Linked DNA regions of Mus musculus: region 2 is linked to region 1. Evidence: chromatin loops called from intact Hi-C (ENCODE). Cell type or tissue: left cerebral cortex. All regions are shown on one strand. Links, peaks and the distances in the headings refer to the core of each region. The heading gives the core; the rest is flanking DNA. Region 1 has its middle 160 kb from the start of Rarb. Region 2 has its middle 23 kb from the start of Rarb.

Region 1 (11,866 bases), core at 1,359-9,358:
TGAGCTGTGCCTGTGCTGAGTGGTTCCCTCAGAGCTGAATCCGTGCTCAACTCCACACTGAGTCACTCTAGCACTTTTACTACTGCCTATATTTTTGCTTTTCCCTTTCTGGTAGCACCTTAGTTTTAAAATAAAAAAATATTTACTTAATACGAGTCTTGTTTTATTCCCTCACACTGTAACAAGAGAGCTCTGCTTTTGGGTCTGGCTTTCTCCCCTCATGAATCCCAAAAGCCTAAGCAAATGCCTGGAGCATAAATGGCTCTTGGCAAGCATTCACACTCTGAAGTCAGAGCTGAGGAAATGTGGGTGAGCCGAGAAAGTGTATGCTTCTGGACCAGGGGTTGGATGACACCCCGTGCTGAGAACTGCTTGGTGGTATCCTCACAGAACCAGGTTTATAGTGCAGCTACACAGGCCTGTGGGGGTTTCTTCATCAGCCAGGAGGACTTCCTTTTGATTCCCACCTCCCCAACCAGGGAGGACAAGGTGGCAGACTGCAGTGTTTACATTTTCAACTTCTCTAAGGTGTGTGAGGCAGAGGTAGGGGTTGGGGAAGTCCATCTAGCCAAAGGGTTAGAATGACCCAAAGGATGGTGTCACTCCATTTTCAAGTGAACGACCTGCCACTCACATAGTCACTGCAGTAACTTTAGGCTTCCTATGTAATTCACCTAGCCATGCTTCCTGCTTGCTTCATTCAGTGTCATCTCTGAGGCCTGACAGTAGAGCAGCGCTGTAGAAACAGCCTCCAGGAAGGCTCGCTTCTGTGAGTAACAGAGTAGTGGCCTCAGCTCTCCGGAACATCTGGACTTGAGAAAACCAGTCAGAGCTCTGAGGGCAGCAGCTCAGCATGGCCATCACGCCCAAGCTATGAAGGTCAAAGAATAGGAACTAATTTCCTTCAATATTTTGGATCTGACCGCAAGTAGAAGTTCTTTGGGTTTTTTTGTTGTTGTTGTTGTTGTGGTTTTTTTTTTTTTTTTTTGGTCTTCCATGTCAACCTGACAGGAGGCCACCCAATTGCCAGCATTAACATGTATTGTCTGACACTTTAGAGGTACCCACTGGAGTCTGTGGCTATCTATTTAGTCTAATATGGTTTAGAATCCATTTGATTTCTCTGAGTCAAACCTACTGTCTTCCTGATACACATTATTAAGAAACAGAAGTTCTAAGTTATGGATTACTATTCAGTAAGAGCCAAGTGTGTGGCTGTGGCCTTGGACTGGGTTATTCTACCATCAGATCAACACAGACATGTCTAGCTCAGTTTGTAAATGGCATATGGGACCCAACAAGACCAGAGACCTGGCCCATAGGTTGTGGTGGGGAAAGTAAGGTGGCTCTCAGTGACTTTACTTCCTGGTAACTATCAGAGTAGGTAGACTTCTCTCAGCCTGCCTTTCTTTCAGCTCGCTGATAGAGATGACAGAATCCGAATCCTAGAAGGGATCCCAGAAGATTGTAACTTTGTCTCCTCCACATTCCCTATCTCACCACATGTGCTTTAATGAATAAACTCCACTTTCCATACTGGAGATGCCCACGTGATAATTGAATGACCATAGACCACACCCACTGAGGAACTAAGCATTGAGTCTAACATGAGAATCCCAGTATCTACTACTAACTACTTTACTATCTACTATAAACTTTTCAATAGGCCTTCTGAAGAACACAGCTGGGTCAGCAACCTGCTTCCAGAGGGCCATCCAAGTCATATCTAGATGCTTGGAGACTTAAGAGTAGATGGTGTTTTAGGCCACTACACTTTGAGTGTACATGAATGGGTAACTTATCTAGGCAGTGCTCTAAAACATAAGTTCCCAGGCACCTATAAGTCCATGTATACAAAAAAAGAGAAGACGTCCTCAGGAGGCTTGGTAGAACTACTCAAATGCACACTCAGGAAGTTCCAGGAGCACAGGCCAAACTCATATTTGACAAATAAATATATACACTGGTATATATGTATATAGTATGTAGATGTATTTGACTAGTAGATGTATACACTGATATGTATGTGTATAGTATCCATGAATATTTGACTAGAAGATATATTCACTAGTGGTCCCTAGAGTAGCTGTATGAGACAGGTGCCCAGAGTTCACTCTCCTTCACTTCATTCACACCATCCCTTTGGTTTTCTGCTGCATCAAGGAACCTGTACTGGCTAGTTTTGTGTCAACTTGACACAGGCTGGAGTTATCACAGAGAAAGGGGCTTCAGTTGGGGAAATGCCTCCACGAGATCCAGCTGTAAGGCAGTTTCTCAATTAGCAATCAAGGGGGGAGGTCCCCTTGTGGGTGGTGCCATCTCTGGTCTGGTAGTCTTGGGTTTATAAGAGAGCAGGCTGAGCAAGCCAGGGAGGCAAGCCAGTAAAGAACATCCCTCCATGGCCTCTACATCAGCTCCTGCTTCCTGACCTGCATGAGTTCCAGTCCCAACTTCCTTTAGTGATGAACAGCGATATGGAAGTGTAAGATGAATAAACCCTTTCCTCCCCAACTTTCTTCTTGGTCATGATGTTTGTGCAGAAATAGAAACCCTGACTAAGACAGGGTTTCTTTTGGATAGCTGGCAACATTGTCCGTCAGTGTTCACAGCCAAGTGTGAGTAGTCATCCTGAAGTGAGCCTTCTTAAAGTGATGGTTTGGCAGGAGAGCTTGCCTTGTGCTGGGGATGGGCTCTGGCAAACTCTGCTAAGGAGGTGTGAATTGGCAAGGCTGGGTTAGCAGAGTGATGTGGGAAGAAAAAAAACTTGGTCAACTTCCAGGTCCTCTACAGGGAAGACCCACTGCTTGCTTGCTTGCACTAGCCAGAAATGTGAACAGAAATGTACATAGGGACAGGATGTGAGAGTTAGTAGGATCTGTGGCCATTGGATGTCACTCAAGGGGAGTAATTGAAATGATATACTTTGCTACATTGTCAAGGATCAGGTGGGCTGGGCTAGAGAGGGTAGCAATTAAGGGTGTCTGTCAGGTGACATGTCAGGCTAGATAAGAGATTAGAGTCAAGGTAACCATCCCCTCTCACAGATGAGGCCCCCTGGCTTAGAGAGGTGAGCCAGCTTGGATGACAGAGCCAAAGGAAGGAGCCAGATTCCAGAAGCTAAGCTTCACATTCAACAGCTGACATGAGCTTGGAAAACTTACCAAAACACACCAAACCTTCAAAGTCAGGACTCAAAATCTCACTAATCCCTACCCTGGAAATCTCCACCCTAGAAAACTCATTTCCCCCCTCCCCCCTCCCCCACCCCCACCCCCACCCCCCACTAAAAACAAGAAGAAGAAAAAAAAAAGCAAAACAACCTACCTCAGCCTGTCTCCTTGCTCAATTCCTGCTGCTTCTCCCTGAGCAGAGGCAGCTACCCTCTTCTCTCCCAATAGTTTGCTGTACAGTGTGACTTTGTGGTATTCTTGGCTCCTGGCTGCCAGGATACCTTTTACTTCAGAGCTATGACTCCCACTGGGGAAACCTTCCCCCTCAAAGCTGCAACACCTCCCTCAGGGAAGCCTTTCCTCTCAGAGCTGTAACCCTTAAAACAAGTGTGACCACCAACACACAGACAAATATACTCGCACATGTACACACATGCACAATAACACAGATGCATATGCATGCACACACACATGCTCTTTCTCTTCTCTTCTCTTCTCTTCTCTTCTCTTCTCTTCTCTTCTCTTCTCTTCTCTCTCTCTCTCTCTGAAAGCTTTTTTTTAACTCAGATGCATTTTCTACCATCTCCATAGTTTCTCTTTTCTATCTCTGTTTTAGTCTGAGTCATTGGTTAACTACCCATAACTACCCAGCCCTGTTAACCATAAATCTTAATCTCTTTCTCCATTCTTCTATTACTAAGTTTATTTTTGATTGCTACATTAACATATAAAATGTGTACATATTTGTAGAGTTTTCTATGATCTTTTAATATTTATGCATGCTGTTCATATTGTGTAGTGTTCAGGTTCAAGTGTACCATTCCCAACTACTCCCTCAAATTTTTTGTTGGTTCATTGTGTTATAAGCATTTGAAAATCCTGTCTTCTAGCTTTCTAAAATACAGAACGTGATTATATATAGTCACCCTCTCCTCCAGTATGAAACTCTCTTTCAAACTCTCTCTATTCTGTTCTAAAAGCATATCTTAAGTGCTTAGACAAGAACCTCAGGATTACAAAAATTAATTTAGCATGCATTAAAAAGTGAGTGTGGGAAGAAGAAAGTTCTCACATTTTAACAAAAATGATAAATTTTTAAATATAAAATTCTCACTTAACAGAAGTGATGTCTCTTGTGTCCATGTTGATAAAAGGAGCAAGTTCAATATATAAGCACATTTCAAATCTAGCACAAAATTGTCACAGAAATTCAAGCCACAAGTACTACAGAGCAAGCTAAGGGACATATGCCATTGAGTGGTGTCTTAGTCAGGGTTTCTATTTCTGCACAAACATCATGACCAAGAAGCAAGTTGGGGAGGAAAGGGTTTATTCGGCTTACATTTCCATACTGCTGTTGATCACCAAAGGATGCAGGACTGGAACTCAAGCAGGTCAGAAAGCAGGAGCTGATGCAGAGGCCATGGAGGGATGTTCTTTACTGGCTTGCTTCCCTTGCCTTGCTCAGCCTGCTTTCTTATAGAACCCAAGACTAACAGCCCAGAGTTGGTGCCACCCACAAGGGGCCTTTCCCCCTTGATCATTAATTGAGAAAATGCCTTACAGCTGGATCTCATGGAGGCATTTCCCCAAATGAAGCCCCTTTCTCTGTGATAACTCCAGCTGTGTCAAGTTGACACAAAACTAGCCAGTACAAGTGGTAAATTTTGCTTGATCCAACTCTTTGTCACAAAATGTCCCTATGATTTTGCTGTCCATCAAAGTCAAGACACAGCCACATTACCCCTATTGAGCCTAGGGTGGGAGTCAGGCTAGTCTGTGAGGGATGTATCTATTCGTGCCATGATTGTCTGGGGTTTCTCCAATGGAGATGCTTCCTGACCCTCAGCTAAGCTCCCTACAGTAGAAATGATGAAGAACCAAAGTTGTCTTCAAATAGAATCCATCACCCAGCAACATTTACCTCTCATGTGCCCAATATTGAGACTTCTGCTCTCAGGCTTGATACAAAAATAGGAGACATGCTCTTTACCCTTCCTTCCTTTTTCTTTAGCCTCCCCACTGTGTCTCAATTGTGGCCCATCCATTTCTGATAGGAGGACAAGACTCCTCTGTTGCTTAACTCCTGGAATAATCGTCCCCAAAGTCAAGGACAGAAGTCCACTTCTCTTCCACCACTGAAGCCATACAGCCACAGTGACAGTGCACCCAGCCCCAGTGAGCAGCAGAAGGGCCCTTTGGGGTGTGCTGTGTCTGGGATAAAGCTATCTTCAGAACCAATGTTCAAATATTCCACCAGCTCCACTAGGTTTCTCAGTGTGTCTGACTGCATATTCTCAGTGAAGACTTCTGACTTGGAAACTGTGAGACAAAATATGTGTATGGAACAAACTAAAAATAGTAGCAGACACTTGTCAAATGTTTGGGAAAGCTGGCTATGTTAATGCCCAGCTCGCCAACAGAATTGTTCCATGTACTTGCTTTGCCTGCTCATTGCAGTCACAACATGACATGTCTGAAAAGGATGCACAGCCCTAAACCAAGTCACTGGCCCTCTTTTCACTTGTTATTCTGAGAACAGTCTAAGTCACCCTGGCTGGTCTTGAAATCACTCTGCAGCCCAGGCTAAATGTGCTAGCTGATAGTTTTATTTTGTACTTGTTTACATTATTCGACAAGCCCCGGGTGTAAGGAGATTTGGGTCAGCAGCAAGGCATGCTCTCCTTTATTAAGTAAGCCTCATCCAAAGAGGGCTCTGCCCTCCTATCTCGCATCTGCTCAGAGTCATTTCACTGGACTTCATTAAGCCTGAGCAATTGTACTTTCCCCTCACCCCTTTCTTCCATGGACTTATTTAGCTTTACAACTCAAAAGATAATTGCTCTATTAACAAATGTTTATAGCATAATAAAGGAGTGGGAGGAAGCAGGGAATTGTTTTCCTCTCTGGGACATTCCTTTCTGCTTCCTGGAAGCACTGCAGAGGCATGACCTGAGCCGTAAATAATATTTTGGAAATAAACCAAAAGATTCATGTTTTAGCGACTCATCAACATTTCTTCCACAAGAGACCAAGAGACCCAAAGGCCCTATGAAGAAGGGAATCTCGGGAATTCCTGGAGGCTGAAAGGATGTCACCACTATTCTTAGCTGGGGGAGAAAGCACTGGCCTCCCTGGAAGGTTGGGGTGATTCTTCAGCTACACTATAGCCTACAGAAAACCTCCCACCTACTCGTGAGTTTAAATACAGGAGAACTTTTTAGAGAATGCTCTCTAATTCTTCAGGCTGATGAAATATGGTGCTATTCAAAGAAAGCCCTGCTTTAAGGGTGAGTTTTAATTTATCTTTTACCTAAGAATGTAACTGCTTTTAAGATAGAGGGATGAAGAAGTAATGAGATCAAAAGGGATCATTAGGGTAGGTCCCAACCCACTATAGTAGCTGTATTAAAAACTGAGATGAGTGCAGGCCTACACAGGAGTGAGACTATGTGCAAACACCCTAAAGATAACCTATAGTTCCAGGGGGAGGGGGCAGCCTTAAAAGAAACAACCTTGTTAACACATTGATGGTGCACATGGAGAACCATGGGAGTCCCCAGACTGTAAAGCATTGTTGGATAGCCATACTACACTAAATAGCACACTGTATTCCAGACACAAGTCACATGCCCTCAGCACTGAGAAGATTCACTTCCTGTTCAGATATAGTCATATCTGTGGGGTCATATATCCCCTTGGTGGCCTTTCCTCTCTCTAGGACATGGTCCCTTTAGCATTGGAGAGTGTGAACGGCTGTCTGTCCATCTGCTCAGTTCTCTGTTCCCTCGTCCTCACTGCCTTATTCTGCCCACATCACTCGCCACAACTCAGTGGCAATGCTTTCCTTTTGAATTACATATGAAATTATGCCATCTCAACCCCTTCCCCACCTCTGACCCCCACATTTCTTACAGCTCATTTCCACAGCCCTGTGTTGATGGCTGGGGTCTCACTGCTCTACTGTGAATCACCCACATCACCCTTAAGCAAATGTCCCTTCTGAATCTCTGTTTTCCCTCCTGAAACATGAGTAAAACTGCCCCTCTAATCCCTCCAGCATGATTATGCAAAGACCCTAATCTACCTGCCCAATAACGTGGCTTGAGTACACACAGATGTATGCAGAGCTGCCTCTGTTCACACTCTGAAAGCCTAGCTCAGCCCTAATACACAGCAGAGCATACTCTGTAAAGTGCCTTGAGCAACAGCCTGCTCTTGTACCAGCACAGCACCTATGGCTGAAGACAGAGCTCTGTATTTGTATTTTTAAGTGCGCCAATATGCTTGACCTGCTCTTGAATATCTCGTCTTAACCTCAGAGAGCTAAGTGGAAATTCGAGAACCAGATGCTAGTTTGCTTGACACACACAGCTTGTTTGCACCGTCCTCCAGCCTGTTCTGCAGTTTGGAAAATAACTACAGAAGCCTCTGAGGTTGTTAGAAGGGAGCTTCACCTGCCAGTCTGGGCTGCACGATCGCTATAGCAACAGAACATAAATCAAGGAAATGGCCCCTTTTGTAAGTTGGTTAATAGGCACAACATGCTTCTTTAGAAAAGCCCACCATTCTTTCAGTAGAGTGTGATGGAAAGTCAGCCTTCTCTTCAGACACATTCTCATTCACATCTAGTAGCAGCTTGTATGGCCATCCGCAGGCTAATTTATTACCCTTTAAAGATCCGGGGAGAGAAAGCGGCTCTCAGAACAATGTTTACATTCAGAGGCACAAGCAGAGAACGACAAAAGAGTGTCCTTTTGTCCCAAACTTGGAATATTAATCTTTAACCAGGGACTTTAACTCCCCCCCCCCTCTTGCAGGGCTTCCCTCATTCCCACTCCTCAAAATTTTGCCAGTTTGATTTGAGATTGTTTCAAACATGTGGGAAGAGAAGAGGGAGGCTCCTTCCTAGTATCTCTCCAAACCCTGATAGAGATGAATCGTTTCTCTCACCACCCCCAAGCTTGGAGGATGCTCTGCTTTGAGACAGCTGATAGGAGTTGGTTCTCGTTCCCCAGTGGGAGAATCTGACTAATTAACAAGAATCCCAGCGTGCTCTTCACTGAAATGCTGGGAGGCAAGGGTCACCTAATGGTGAGCTGGCCCTTATCCCACCAAACCCCTACCCTGAGTGACACCCCTACAAGCCTTCAAGCACAAAGGGAAGATGGGGCACACTCAGCACTTCTTCCAAGTGGATGGAGTCCACCACTAAGTAAATGGTGAGCATTCCTCAAGTAGGGAACCAGATCTGTGTCCTGCCTTGAAGGTAGAGAAGGAAAACAAGCAGAAGCAAAAGAAACGAAAGCTTTGTAGTTTTTCTTTCTTTCTTTTTCAGAAGGAGATTGTGAGATGAAAAAGTACTTGTGAATTGAGAGTAAACATGCACTGCTCCTTGGAGCCATCTTTCTCAGATGGAAGCCTGGAGTAAGATTTAGATTAATGCCTTCCCCTTTGCCTTCTTAACTCCTCAAAACCCCAGTCTTCAGAAGCCAGTCCCTTCAGAAGCTGCCTTCTCTTTGATATGGACACCTGCCTCCACCAGCAAAGAAACACTGGAGAGACCTCAGTTGCTTTTAAGTTTGCTGTACCTGAGATCTCCCTTTCAGCCCACGCTACTGTCCTAGGACAAAGAATGACACGTGGCCTGTTCAAGAAGGGTCACTTAGCCCTCAGCTAGAATTCACAGAAAACACCTCTGGGGTCTGAAAGTTTCCCCAAATGTAACATAGACCAAGAATAGTGTGTCAGAGGGCCCCCAAGAGCCATGAGGATAAGGATAGTGGTGGTGATGATTGGTGGTGATGATGAAGATAGAAACTTAGTAAGAGAGACTTCCCAACACTGTCCTTTACCACCGATAAAGATCTCATGGAGATAAAAGATTGGCTCTCTCAGTTATTCAAAGTGACAGCTGGTTGGCCCTCTATGGTAATTCCCAGCACAATCCTGTATTTATTTGCTAACGTCATTACTAAAATATAGGCAAAGTGCCAAACAGACTCAGCCCAGCTCCTTGCTAGCTCAGCCAGGACTCACCTCTGTATGCTGTGTTCCTGAATGTGAGTGAGGTCATAGTGGCAGCACTCTTGCAAAGCCATCTAGAGAAGTTAGAGTTGTGTAACAGGCAATTCAGAGCAGTGTGAGCACTTCCAGGATCCTGGTAATGTTTGCAACAGTTTTCCTATATGGCTGATATTGTGGTACTATCAATATGGTTGACTATGGGAAGAATGCCTCTTATCCAACATACAACAGAACATTTTTAACATTCAAGTAACATTATGTAGAACCCTGAGCAAAGAGAGAATTGCCCAAAGCTAGAGCTACTCTATCAAAAACCCCACAGGCAGAGAAGAGCTGTCTAGTAGAGATGCTAGTCTTTTGGCCTAGAGCCCGTGGGCTAGAGATCTGGGAGCTCCATTGCATCTCAGCCAGGTGGGCAGAGATTTCTCAGGTTAAGCACTTTTGCTAAAGAACTGTTTTCTCCCATTATCATCCCTAGTCTCAACAGACAGCTGATGTAGTTGCATCTCACATTCTCTAAGGCTATCCACCTTCCTCTGAGTACGGTTTGTTCTGTGGGATTTCTTTATTCAGCAAGGCTCATGTTTTTAGCTCCTATATAAAACAGGGAAGGTGAGCAGAGAATGGGTCCCAAAGAAACCTCATCCTTGCTTCCAGAAAGAATTTCTCTGAAAGCCCTCTGAACAGACTAGAGCTTAACCAACTTATTAAGTGGAAATAAAAACAAAAGGTTGAAGGAAAAGTCAAGAATAAAACAATCTGATTGTGTTGGTTCGTAGAAATGAAAGTGCTACTGAAGAGCAAAAGCAAAGGTGATGACTGACTGACAACTGGTGTGGATCCCAGAAGCACACAGGGTCTTTTTCTCCCAGAAGAGCAGCCCATGTTCCACACTGCTGTTTTGCTCTGTGTGTGCACATGTGTGTGTGTGCACATGTGAGTGTGTGTGTGTGTGTGTGTGTGTGTGTGTGTGTGTGTGTGTGTGAGTGTATGTTCTTGTCTCATTTTATAACTGTGGCTGAACACTGTGTTGCAGAGGGCTGTCTGTGGCCAGTTAGCTTCATGTTAGTCTGGGCCCATTATGAAGCTGAGCATCATAGTAGAAATATGTGTAGATGGTACAGTGTTCACCTAATGTTGGACAGGAAGCAGATTACAGGGTGAAAGTGGCCATGGTCACTTTCATGGTCAGGTTCTATTATCAAATTGATGCAACTTAGACTAACCTGGGAAGAAGGAATCTCAATTGAAGAATTGCCTTAGTCAGATTGGCATGTTAACATATCTATCAGGATGTGTGAGGGCCCATCTGTGGCTAGCTCCAGGTGATCCTCGCTTTGTAATAAAGCTAGAAACCTAATGCGCTGCCAACTGTATTTCTGTTTCAGTTCCTGTCAGGGCTCTTGTCCTGACATCCCCTTGTAATGGACCATGACTTTGAAGTGTAAGCCAAATAGTCTTTCCTCCTCAAATTGCTTTTGGTCATAGTCCTTATCATAGCAGCAGAAAGCACACCAAAGCAGTCTCCAAGACCAGTGACCTATTTCCTTTAGCTATGCTTCATCTCTTAAAATTACAGTCTCCCAAAATAGTGCCACCAGCTAGGAACCAAGTATTCCTAATCTTAAGTTTGCAGTGGAGGTAGGAGGATAGGGTGGTATTTCATAACTATCCTGGTTTCATTTAATTGACAAATTGCCTATACAGAAAAGTAACTTACAAGAGAAAGTTTCATTCAACATCCAATTCCAGGTTATAGTTCATTATTGTGGGAAAGTCAAAGTAGACCACTAAGAGCTCCACAGTCAAGATCAAAGAGAAATGGTGGCATGCATGCTCACTCACTTGCTTGTGCTCAGCTCAATTTCTCCACTCATACCAATCAGAACCCCTGCCTAGGGAATGATGGCACCCACAGTGGGCTATGTCTTCTCACAACAATTATCTTGATTAAGACAATCTCTCACAATTTCCACAGGGCAACATAGTGTACATATTCCCAAAGGCAGAACTGAGACTATCTTAGGAGATTCTAGGTTGCATCAAGTTGACAAAGATAATCATCACAATATCCAAACCATAACACTATTTAATTCAGTGGTTTTCTGCGGAAGATGACTGTCTAACCTGACCTGTGAACTTATGCCCATCATAATTACTAGTTATTTTAGAAGTTTTGTTCTTATCTGCATCAATATTACATTAAGTGAACCTGATTTCACCTTGGCAAGATGTCTCCAAGTAGTGTCCACTCCTTGATGCTCTGGAGAAACAGGGAGCTATGCCTCCATGACCATGATATGAGTGGTCTTTAAAGCCTGGCTCCTTTTATGTTTTCCTTTTCTTTTTCTTTCTTTCTTTCTTTTTTCTTTTCTTTTTTCTTTTCTTTTTTTTCTTTTTCTTTTTCTTTTTTTTTTTGGCTATTTTTAGCTTTCTGGAAATTCTCCATACTACTTTCCATGAAGCCTGCTGCATTTGTAACCCCACCCACAGAGAATGAGATTTCCCTCATCTTCCCCAGCACTTGTTGTCAGTATGAGTGTGTTTTTTAATCTTAGCCACTCTGACTTGGGTAAAATGAAATCTCGAAATAGTTTGAACTTGCTTTTCCCTAAATGCTGATGGTCCTCTATCTCGCTAGGGTCCATAGAAAAGAGACAGAGTAAAAC
Region 2 (11,866 bases), core at 1,905-9,904, 140 kb after region 1:
ACCTAGGAGCTGAATTTCCTAGGAAACGTTAAGTCCAGAATGAATATGCTATGCTGTCCAAGCAACTGAATGACCCAGCAGTCTCTCCAGCTCCGTTTGCTCAATTGTCAGCATGCTAGCTCAGAAAGTACAGAAAGCTATTTGCTTTGAAGTAGCTTCAGAAGTAAGGGAAGGGACACAGTCACTCCTTTCTAGGAGTTAATCTGATACCTTAACAGAGGAGTTGGCATGTTTCGTGGTCCAAGATAATAGTTAACATTAGAACATTTCCCAAATTATGATTAATCTTGCCTGTGTAGTTGGTAGCACAGGTTCTTTTTTCTTTAGTGGCACATCAAGTAAAGGTGCTTGTTTGGTTTCTTTATGAAAGCAATCTTTTACACTAACTCAGAAGGGCTTGACACTTGCTGTGTGGCCCAGACTGGTCTCAGACTTGCAGTAATCCTCCTCTCTCACTTCCTAAAAACTGGAATTAAAGGTGAGAGTGTGACACGTCTAACCACTGCTTCCTGTTTACATTCATGAGTATCTTCAATTTCACAGAAGGTCATGCTGCATATCACACATGATTATACATAACTGCTCTCCGGGACCGAAGGACAGAGTCTCAGAGGATGCAGGGAGAGGCACTTCTTCAATTGGATGGGCAGAAGTTAACAAAGACCCAGATGGGAACTGCTTGAAAGGTGTTTATGGTGATGAAGGGTTGTGATCTCATCACTAGGATTCTAAGACTCTTGAGGCTAGCCCAGGCTCCATAACAAGACCTTTCTCAAAAACAAAGACCTGCCTACTCTGGGATAAGAAAACAAATTTTGAAACCACATCATTAAGCCCCCTCATTTCTTATTCCATAACAACAGAAATGCAAAGAAAAGAATCTAACTAGTGTGATAAGGGATAAAGGAGAGGCACTTGCCTCCACCTATAAACTACACACATACCATTTGTGCCCTACCCAGTGGAACAGACCACTTCCAGCAAGGTCTCAGAAGAACAGACACATCCCTGCTCCTCCCAACGCTGTACCCCTTTGGTGAACCCAGCTCTTAATTTAAAACAGAACACTCGGAGTCACAGGCCCTGTGGTAAGCCTTCAGGATGACCCTCCTCTCAGTCCCAGGGCCAGGGAGCAGGCCTGTGCTCTCAGGAATGCAGCTATGTGGCCATTCCCCTGACCTGGCTGGTGTCGCAATGAATCCTTCCTTCCTCCTGCGTTATTTCTCTGTCTTTCCTCTCGAAGATTTATCCCACATGCCAACCTTTAGTTGAGACTTCTTTTGCTCAAGAAAAAAATAAACAAGCAAGCAGGAACTGAGTGGCCAGTACTGGGACAAAACCAAAAGGCATTTCCTGTATTTTAGAAGATTGCAAAGTTTCCTGAAGACAAAGAACAATGTTGCTGTAGCTCAAGTATAGTAATAAAAACCATGCCCTAAATTCAATTAGTAGCACCTTTTGTCTCCTTGCCCCCACCCCCCACCCCCACCCCGGCCCTGGAGAATTCCCTGCTCATGTCCTGGATTGCCTCCTCTTAGCTGGCTTTATCTTTGATTTACATTCCTGGTTTCTTCATATGTGTGTGTGTGTATATATATATGCTTTCTCCCATGCAAGTTCAGTGTTTAAGTTTTGCTCTCATAAGAAATCTTCATTACTTGGAACTTTCTGTCCTTTTCTCCCTCCTTCCTACTGCTTCATTCTTTCTGTTTCCTGTTTATTTCTTGTCCTTCATTCAGGATTCCTTCCCTGACTGTTTTCCTGTATGTCATGTCTTTTCACATCCCTTGTAAAATTATAACTATGGAGCCGTAAACACTCCGGGGATGGCAGGGTAGAGGCAGATAGGTGAGCAGCTCTGTCAATTGACACAAGGCTAGTGTCCAGCAGCTTACAGGTGACTAGCATCACTCTTAGAAGAGGTTCTGAAAAGGTACTCTTCTTTAAAGGAGAGTAGTCACTCTCCCAGAGTGAAGATAACATTGAAATAGAAAGGGGCTATGGATAGAGGCAGTGTAGTTCATTGGTTCTGCCCAGCCTACTATGTGCCAGACCTTAGGAAAGTTAGTATATGAGCCATGATAATGATACTATAGTACACTTCTCCAAAAGTAGTGGTGAGGATTCAGTGAGTTAGGAAAGTTAGTGTGTGGGTCATAGTGATGAAAATACAATACACCGCTCCAAAGATGGTGGTGAGGATTTGTGAGTTAGCATATATGTGTCTATGTTCTTAGAACAGCATGAGCTATGCATCCTGCAACTCTTGTCTTCATTTGTATGTATGGTATCATCAAGTTGGTACCAGACATATTGGAGTAGAAACTTTGACAGATGCCTGCCTCCCTCTCACACATGCCCACCCAGAGTCAGATCATGGAGAGGACCTCAAACAGGAACCCTCAATGGTTCATTCTGGGCAAGCAGTGGCATCTTCTAAGAACCTTCCAGCGCTAACACATGCTCCCAGTGCCCACCCCTAGCTCAACCCTCAGTGCCCACCACTAATACATCTCATCTCTCAGTGAAGTTCCCTAGCTCATCCCACAGAGCCTGTCCCTAACACACATCTCACTAACTGTGTTGGAAACTCAGAAGTAGGACTCAGGAGTCTTGACTTTTAACAAGCCCTTCACTTTATTCTGTCAATGCCAAAGTTTGAGAGTTGCCCTCATACAGTAGATGTCTTCTCAACAGACATCCTATCCACTCTATCCACTACACAGTGGCATATGTAGCCAAGGCTAGCCTCAAACTCACTACATAGCTACAGAGGGCCTTAAACTACTGACACTTCTTCTTCCACCTCTCCTGTGCCAGAATCACAACTTCTGCATAATATGGAATATAGCTGCACCCATTCCATGCTCTTCTACCCCAGTAACGCTAGGGCCTTTGTGTGCTCCATGTCCCATGAAGCATTTTGAATAAGGAAATAAGCTATTGGGGAAAACTAATATTTTTCCAATAAAGGACTGTTCATCACTTCATTTCCTAAGGTGGTAAATCACTTCTTTGAGCCCAAAGGTGTAACTCTAAAAGCAGATGACTGCAAATCATACCAGAACTGAGTGGGGGTGGGAGGGTAGAAAGGAGTGGGGAAAGAGATCATAAGAGTGTGTTCATGATACAGGCTTCTGACACAAGAGGGTCCCAGTACAGAGTTAAGTATTAGTACCTTTTATCTATCAGAATAATCAGGCCACAAAGTGCTAAGAAGAGACTGAGTACTCCTCCCTGAACAAGGTATTTTTCTAAATTCTTCACCACCCACACCAAGGCTCAGCTAACATCAAGGAAAGGGAAAGGCAGAAGGAATGTAAGAGCTGGGGGATAGGAGGTGCTGTGAGATGCTGCCCTCTGCCAAGACATGGCCATCACACTCGAGAACCCACAGTAGCTGTGCTTACCCACACACGACCTGTAGAAATCAAGTCAGCCAAAGTCACCATGGCTGTGGGAAGATAGCTCTGGGCTTCAAGCATGGCTGAAGAGCTAGCAGCAGGTTTTAGCTGTTGGGGAAGAAAAAAAAGACCTTTTTTCTCTGAGCACATAGCTACTAGAAGGTTTATGTTCTACTGGGTATCTCACATGCCTGCATGTATGGCCAAGAGTAATTGGACTTCAAAACTTACCAAAGAAAACTTGGCAGAGTCTGGAGAGATGGCCCCACAATTAAGGACATATACTGCTCTTGCAGAAGATCCAAGTTTAGCATTCCTGTTCTGCCATGGATGGATGGATGGATGTCCCACAACTGCCTAGAACTCCATATTTAGGAGATCCAATGCATATATTATATATATAATAAAATCTATTTTAAGGGGTTAAAGAGATGGGCTAGCAGTTAGGAACACTTGCTGTTCTAATAGAAGATCCAAGTTCAATTCCCAGCCCTCACATGGTAGCTCACAATCACATACTCTGGAGGGAGGTGGGGGAGGTGGGATCTGATGTCCCCTCCTAGCTTCGGTGGGCACCAAGGACTCAAGTGGTACACATATAAACACTTGGATACATAAAATTGAAATAGAGTAAAATTTTAAATTTTGGGGAGAATTGAAGAAAAATTAGGTAATGAATATGACAATATTTCATTATATATATGTATAAAATTCTCAAAGAAAAGGGGATCAAGAAAAATGTGTAGTATTAAAGAAAAATAGCCATTCTACCTATCAATACTTGTACAATAATACACATACAAATGGCCTAGCTTTAGTACACAGACACTATTTCAGAATCACCTTTATATGACAGTAGTTGTGAACAACAGGCCCCCTGTCTGAGAGTCCTTGGTGTACTTGGTTTTTATGGGGTCTGCTTATAGGTCCTCTGATCCATGTGTCTTTGGGGACTCCTCTGATCCATGTCAGCAAAAAGTATGAACTGGGACCCTCAATGCATTTAACAATTAACATCTGTTTGATATGTATCCATATGACACAGGCTTGCCCCAGTTTCTGTGGCTTACTTGGAGTTGTTTGGAATATAGATATCACTGCACAGATCACACCCCCAGATAAAATTCTGAAAGTGCTGGGATAGCCTCTGATGACCGTACAACCTGTGCAGCAAGTTGCCTGGTTATTACCTGAAAAATCAGTCCAGGTGTGAATACTGTGGTATGTGCTCTCCACCTCTCTGCCTCTCTCTGTCTTTCTGTCTCTGTCTCTCTGTCTCTGTCTTTCTCATATTCATAAACATATATATCACATACATATGTACCGCATAACCATGTGTATGTGTGCAGAGAGAGGGAGAAGGAGAGGAGGCTGGGGAGGAGAGAGAGAGAGAGAGAGAGAGAGAGAGAGAGAGAGAGAGAACCAGCCAACAAACTTTATTTACTGTCATTCCTATTGCCTTACAGAGTATGATAGGAACCAATCTACAGTCTCACAAAAGATGCCCTGTATATATTGAGTTGGCCTTGTAGTAAGAATGTATAAACTGGGCTCTCAGCTTCTATCTGTAAAAGCAAAGAGTGTGAGTGGTGGCAGTCTGCCCTTGTCTGCCAGGGGATTAGGCCTGCTTGTTAGCTACCTCTTTCTCTAGAGCTGCAGAAGGCCCGCTCTGACACTGCTCCCACATGACAACTGGCAGATTTTCTGTAGCGTAAAGTCGACATGCCTCCTCTCGATAGCACGTTCCTTTCTTTTTTGGGAGCCTGCCGTGGCAGGAGGTGGGCTGACATGAGATATATTTGGCACTTTGTCTTGTAACTTCTTCACCTGTCTGTGTTCTCTCTAGAAAAGAACCATTTAGAATTGGAACGGCCTTGCCAAAGGAGAACAGCTAGCCAAGTTCTGTTCATCCATAAAATTTAGAGAAGAAAAGGCAGTTGTATATCCAACTACATTTATATTTTCCCTGCATTTGCAGCCTGTTGATAAGCCCTGCTAGGGAGATCAGGAGGAATCAGGTGGGGGGGGGGATGGGGGGGGATGGGGTAAGGTGGGGTAAGGGAGCTGTCAAGGGAAGTTTGGCCAGAAAAGTGAAATGTGGTGGAGTGAGGGGCAGGGAACAGCTGCTCACCAGAGACCAGGAAGGTCACCCAGGCCACCAGTGAGTGGGGGCAATGCTGTAGATCATCTTAGAAGGGGTTCATCCTGACTGCAGGCAGGAGCACTAACTAGACAGTTTTAAGGAGCACACAGTGATCCTTAGAGGGCTTGCATCCTAGTTGCGTGGTAGAAGCTGCGCCTATGCAAGCTGCAATTTGTCTACAGAATTTAGAATTCAAAAGTGGAAGCCATTTTCCAAGGCTCCTTTGGAGATAATCTGCTCTCCACTGAGGTCTGTCAGCACAGATCCGTGTTCGGGTTCCTTTTCTGTAACTGTGCTCCCAGGAGACTCTTTAAAGCTCTTCCCTGGGGTGTCATACCCCTGGGCTACTGACTCCTTACTTGGTGCTACATTTGTCTATAGTAAAATGGCTGTCTGTCCCGTACTGGCTCTGAGGCTGTCGGGCCTGAGCTCTCATGTGCGCAGAAGCAACTCTCCCTCCAGAGGCAGATTTGTGTTGATTGTATTACTGCAGCAGGGAAGAGGGTGCTGTGGTCACTCTTCCTTCTCCTGCAAGCAACAATTAACGAGCAAGTGGCCCTGGCCATCACATGCTCAGGGTGTGACAAGCACCCTGGAAGTCCTTCAGATAAAGGGCCAGCTGATAGTCAAAGAAGACCTGACAGGAGGAAACAGGAATGACTCATGGGACTAGCAGGGAGGAATTCTGCTTTCTGGACGATTTTTAAAGTTGGCCTCATTTCAAGATCCCCTGGGGGCACAGAGCCTGCCTGCTGAATTTCAACCACAGGAGCTGGAGCTGAAGACTAGTTCTGCTTCCAGACTGGTTGCGACTCTCTGTCTGGTTGTAACAATGTTCCTCTTTCATTTGGAGCACCTTTAGCGGTTCCTCTGAGGAGGCAGGAAGAAGGTAGAGCTCAGGCAGCCTCCTACCACTCTTCCTGCTGCAGGAGGGTCTTGGTTTTGAAGGCGGGCCTGAGGGCTTCCCAGAGACTTGCCTTCCGATTTCTTCCCATCTCTGGGTCTTTTGATCACACATAGGATATCTTACTTCAGCAATGTTTCCGTTCAATCTCAGATGATGTCCCCTCCTTCCTGACAAAGAAGTCTTTGTGTTTTATATCAAAATAATCGCTGAAAATTAAGGCAATTCTCAGAAACACCACACCCTGCCCTGCTTTGCCTTTAGGAAATGAGAAATGAGTGTTAAATGTGTGGATTAGTGAAGTAAAAATGTATAATGAAATACTCTTAAGGGCTCACACCCCTAGGGAGCATCCCTCGCAGTTTCGGTTTTTTTGGGATTCTGTTGTGTTGACAGCTCCAGCCGGGAGAGAATAAGGCTGGAAGTTAAGGAAATGGAAAGGCATATTAGCCTCTTAAGTTTTATACATATGTTGGTTTTTAACAGTGAAATACTATAATTAATGAGACTATTTTCCAAAGATTTATTTTTTTTGCTGATGTTCAATAATATTACAGAAAAGCTGATTCCTAATTATTACATAGAGTATTGCATAAATTCTTCCTAATTAAAAAGTCTCTAAATTCTAAATAATCAATTTACAAAGACATATGGTTTTGAAAAATCCGGCATTTAATTTCTTTAGATTTATTAGTAATTTGTACCACAGCTAATTAATTATGGTTATAATACTATTGCAGTCACAGTAGAGCTTGATGTAATGATATGATTATAAATTCATTTTGATATGTCTTCTTTAATGTCACAGCATTACAATATACTTAGCTCTCCAGCCTATTCTTAATTATGCTTGAAAGCATTAGTTTAATGAGAGATAAGAGGCCTGGATAAGTATACCTTCAGAATTTATTTGAAAAAACTGCTTTCAACATGAAACAAATAAATCGATTTTTCCCTGGCAAAATGAAATTTGTCTTTGGTAATGAATTAGACAGAACAACCTTAAAATTAAACAGTGTTCAGAGTAGGAATTCCTATTAGCTCTGTGACAATTCAGAGAGCTTCTCATGAAAAAGTAATTTAACTGCATGAGGGAAAGCTGGGAAGTACTACTGGATGTTCACAGTGTGTGGCAAAGGTGTTTTCTTTTGTGTCTCTATCCCTTTTGTTGGTGAATTTACACACATTGTTTTTAATCTACAATTTTCTTTTAGATCATAACCAAGTTTTTGTTTGAAGTTGAAAAGAGGATTTCTTTTCTTTTTTTAATTAGGGTCAGAAAATGTCACAGGTGTCTTTCATTGGCTAGAGACGCATGGTCCTTCTGAAATGTCTGGGGACAGAAAACTATCAAGAAAGCTAAATAATATCCTAGGAATTTGTGTCACTCAGAGTTCAGCCTACCTTGTGTACACATGTCTTCACATTCAGACCTCCAGAAGGGGATGTGACTACGGATGGAATCCAGGCACTAGAGGCACTGGGTAAAGCCTATCAGGCCGTTAGCTGCCCTGCATTTCCAATCATAGGGGACCTTAGGAGATGGTCCATTCATAAAGGTGAGACCCTCACTGATGGGGTTAGCATCTTGTTGAGGAAACCTCTAAGAAGGAAGGCAAAGCATGAAGATTAGAGATCAGACCTCCAGAACCCATGAGAAAGCCAGGCACAAGAGCATCTGCCTAAAACCCCAGCACTTAGGAGGTAGAGACAGGGATCCCTGGAGCTCACTGGTCTTGCAGCCTGGATGATTGAATAAGCTCCAGGCTCTGTGGGAGAGCCTGTATCAAAAGAGTAAAGTGAAGAAAGATTGAGAAAGACACCTGACATAGACCTTTGGTGCACGCTCATGCACACACACACACACACACACACACACACTCACACACACAGAAAGAGTTATACACACATACTCACAATAGACTCTTATGCTGAAATTTTTTTTTAATATATATGTTCTTTAACTAAAAGTAAAGTGAAGTGGCACTAAATATTTGGATTTGTAAATTATAGACTCTTAGGAGAAATGTGTTTGAATCTGTGTGTCCGTGTACTGTTCCTGGTACAGACTCCTGAACTCCAGGCCACAATTTCTAGACTGGTCCATCACTATTAACTACAAGAGCCACATAACCACCAAGTAGCTCCCATTATTATTGATAAAAGTTACACTACTACACCAAGGGGAAAGAAAGGCCACCATCAGGCTTTTAAAAAGCCATTTCATAGATCAGCCTTCACAAAGACAGATGGCATCACTAAGGCACAAGAAGAAAAGACGTGCCCAACTTTACAAGGTATTGGCACTGTTAATCATAGTTTGAAATATTGTTGGCATATATCTTGGAAAATACAACACCACTGCCACATTTCCAGTGGGAGAGGTGACAGTTTTAATGCTGAGATACACTGATAATCCCAAGCCTTCTCCTCCTCCATAAGAAGTAGATCACACAGTCATGTGGGCAAAAAGCCCAAATCCTAAAGTACAGCACTGTGAATTCCATGATAAAGACATCAGAGCCTCAGTAAGTAAACATCCACACAACATATGTGTACATTTGCTTATGTGAGGGCACACTGTCATATACTACTATCTATGGCTTTTTACATTTGGTTTGTATGAAATGTTATAAACTTATATTATGTAAAAGTTTAAATAACATGGAAGGGCTGGTAAATAATTGGGCTTCTGTTTATACTTCTTAGTTATCAATTTGCATTTGCTTCATTTTTAAAGATCTTGTTCTCTCTCTCTCTCTCTCTCTCTCTCTGTGTGTGTGTGTGTGTGTGTGTGTGTGTGTGTGTGTATGTACACATCTCTCTCTGTGTGTACACATATGTATGTGGGTGCCTGAAGAGGCCAGAAAAGGAATTTGGGCCCTTCAGCAGGAAGAGCTTAAGTTTCATGTGGTTGTGAGCCACACAACATAGGTACTATAAACTAAAGTCAGGCCCGTGGCAAAAGCAGGAAGTGCTCTTTACCATGGAGACATCTTTCCAGGCCCTCCACTTATAATAATAATAATAATTATTATTATTATTAATTTTCATTATTTCCTTTTTAAATTTTAGTGCAAGTCTCACTATGTCCTTCAGGCAAGCTTTGAATTCCTGAGATAGCCCAGGCTAATCTTAAACTCAGCTTCCTCCAGGTTCAGCCTCTCAGGTATTAGGTTACATGCATGCTCCAACATACCTAGTCAATTCTAATTTTAAAACATGGCATAATAAATATAAGAGTTATGCAGATTGCTAGATTTGAGCATGTTTCCACATTTCTCTGTGTTCACCTCCCCACTTCTGTGACCCGGCCATGACTCATGCATTCCTTCCCATCTTACAGTAAGGAATATAAAGCTGGTACAAGGGCCAGACTGCCCTCACCTATGTACAGCCACAGGAAAGTGTGGCCTTACATCATATCCTTCTGGATTTTGAACATGATGGCTTTATAGTTGGACATGTATACAGACCTGATCTAGAAGGACAGAGTTTCCCATGCAACGTAAGCATCATTGTTATGGTTTATGAATACATACAATATACCTGGGTAGCCTGCCTGGCCCTTGGGAAAATTCTTTTCCCTCGACTTCAAATATTGCCTTAGTGACTATGGAAGATGCACTGAGCACTCTCCACTTAGGCCTTACTAAAAATATTTTTGTTTTATTCAATATAGAAATGCACCCATTTAAAATGTTCTGTCTCCTAGCCTTTCTTGCAGCTAGGGGCAGCCATATATGTAATATGAACTACATTGTGTGGAGAAAATCACTGGGTGGCTTCTGGGGAAACTGCTTAAGTTGTTGAAAAGATGGAGCTGAGAAAGGAGAGGAAAAGAGAAGGGAAAATGCCCGTAAGTAGTCCAGAATCTATACTTACCTAAAACAATGTGACTAATGGATTCAAGATAAACGTTGTTAGATGGAGAATTTCACCAGAAAATTAGACACAGTTTTTAAAAACAGAAGTCAAAATTCTAGAAATTTAATATATAACCTAAAACAAAGATCTCAGAGTAAGGTTAGAGATAAGCAGATAAGCCCCAGCTAAACAATGAGGTAAAGAACTGTAAGAGAGGCCAGGTGAGCAGATAAAGGCCTAGGTGCAGCAAGATGAGGTGGCAGGGTTGGGAAAGAGCAAAGGAGGCATAGAGAAAAACATCTATTTTCATATTTGAATTTCCAGAAAGACAGGAAGACCATCAAAGAGGAACTACTGCACATCCTGAGGTTGATGCGCCACTAAAGTGGAACCTGAACTCCAGGCCTGTTCCTCCAGCACTAATGGTCGGCTCTGTTCTGTGAGAGAGGCTGGACAGAGTGGCTGCCAGTGAACTTTGCCTCACCTTCCCATCCAAACCAAAGCAATCCCAGCAGATGAAGCCAGGGCCATGACCCCAGCTTAACATCAGAACCAGAACCAAAATGAAAATTTCAGTTCTGTGATTTAATGTTTTTAATTTGTTTTGAAATGAGAAGAAACTATATCCCAAACCATGTGACCATCCTAATGACTTTTTCAGATCTCTTATAAGTCCTGACGGCTGCCTGGGACAGCTTGCTTTGAATGCTGGGAGAAGCCCTGGTGTTTCCATTTCTTTTTCTGAGAAGTTAGGCATGGTCTCTATTAAAACAAAAGGATGACAGTTTTTGCAGACTGTACATTACTTGGAGAAAGGAAGCAGAGGGTGAGGGAAGGAAAGAAAGAGATGAACTTATGTTTCCCAGGAGCTGGTTATGCCTGGAAGAAGCAACTTAAAATGTTACTGCGCCTTTCAGGATTTCTTTTTCCTGGCCTTTCAGAGGCTGATGAGAAGTGGGAGAGGCCCAGTCTTGGACCAGGTTGATCCTGCTGCAAATTGCTATTGCTTCAATGGCTTGGTTTAGATTTGAAGGAAGAGGGAGGCATGGTGTTTGTCAACATTTCATTGGTGTCTTGAATTGCTGACCCTTTTTCCAGTGGTTTCTGTTAGCTCACACTTTCCAAGGACCCCTCTCCTAATGAAATGTCCCAGAGCTTTCTTTCCACACTTTGGAGGGGCCAGCCTGCTGCTTGCATTCATTCCAGTAAGGCTGACCACGGGCACACACACATAGGTACACATGTTCAGGTGAGAATGCTGCCCAGTAGGGCTCATCTCCTTCAGGCTATGCAGCCACCCAGGATCTCAAGTGTCTGGACACATCAAACAAGGGAGAACATGGCTGAGGCAGCTACCTGCGTTTTTTAAGGAACAGGGAAAATTGGATCAGGGTAAAATTTGAAATTCTGCAAGCTCTCTCCTTTTTATTCATCTCTGGAAAGTGAAGAGGAACCTTTGAGTGGGTGCTTAAACTTTCTGAGCACCTATCACCTCCAAGTTCCTCAGGATGTAGAATGGCAGAGGGTGGCAGGCAGACCCAAGAATAA

Evidence for each region. A loop is a pair of places that touch in the nucleus more often than their neighbours do. Peaks named below come from ENCODE experiments on the same cell type or tissue, not always from the same donor. Only the 100,000 strongest peaks of a DNase experiment are listed, where the experiment ranks them.
Region 2: a loop joins it to region 1, with 2.9 times the contacts of the local background. A loop is called at or near these places in 2 of 42 quality-filtered maps.

Annotation. Positions count from the first base shown.
Region 1 is chr14:16,729,587-16,741,452 of GRCm38, reverse strand. It overlaps a transcript of Rarb not described here. Among named protein-coding and RNA genes, the nearest start is that of Rarb, 160 kb to the right of the region's middle. In left cerebral cortex, for the core only: no CTCF peak of the experiment used is centred there; DNase peaks (open chromatin) are centred at 3,463, 5,501, 7,591, 8,150 and 1 more place.
Region 2 is chr14:16,592,657-16,604,522 of GRCm38, reverse strand. It overlaps a transcript of Rarb not described here. Among named protein-coding and RNA genes, the nearest start is that of Rarb, 23 kb to the right of the region's middle. In left cerebral cortex, for the core only: no CTCF peak of the experiment used is centred there; DNase peaks (open chromatin) are centred at 5,112 and 6,243.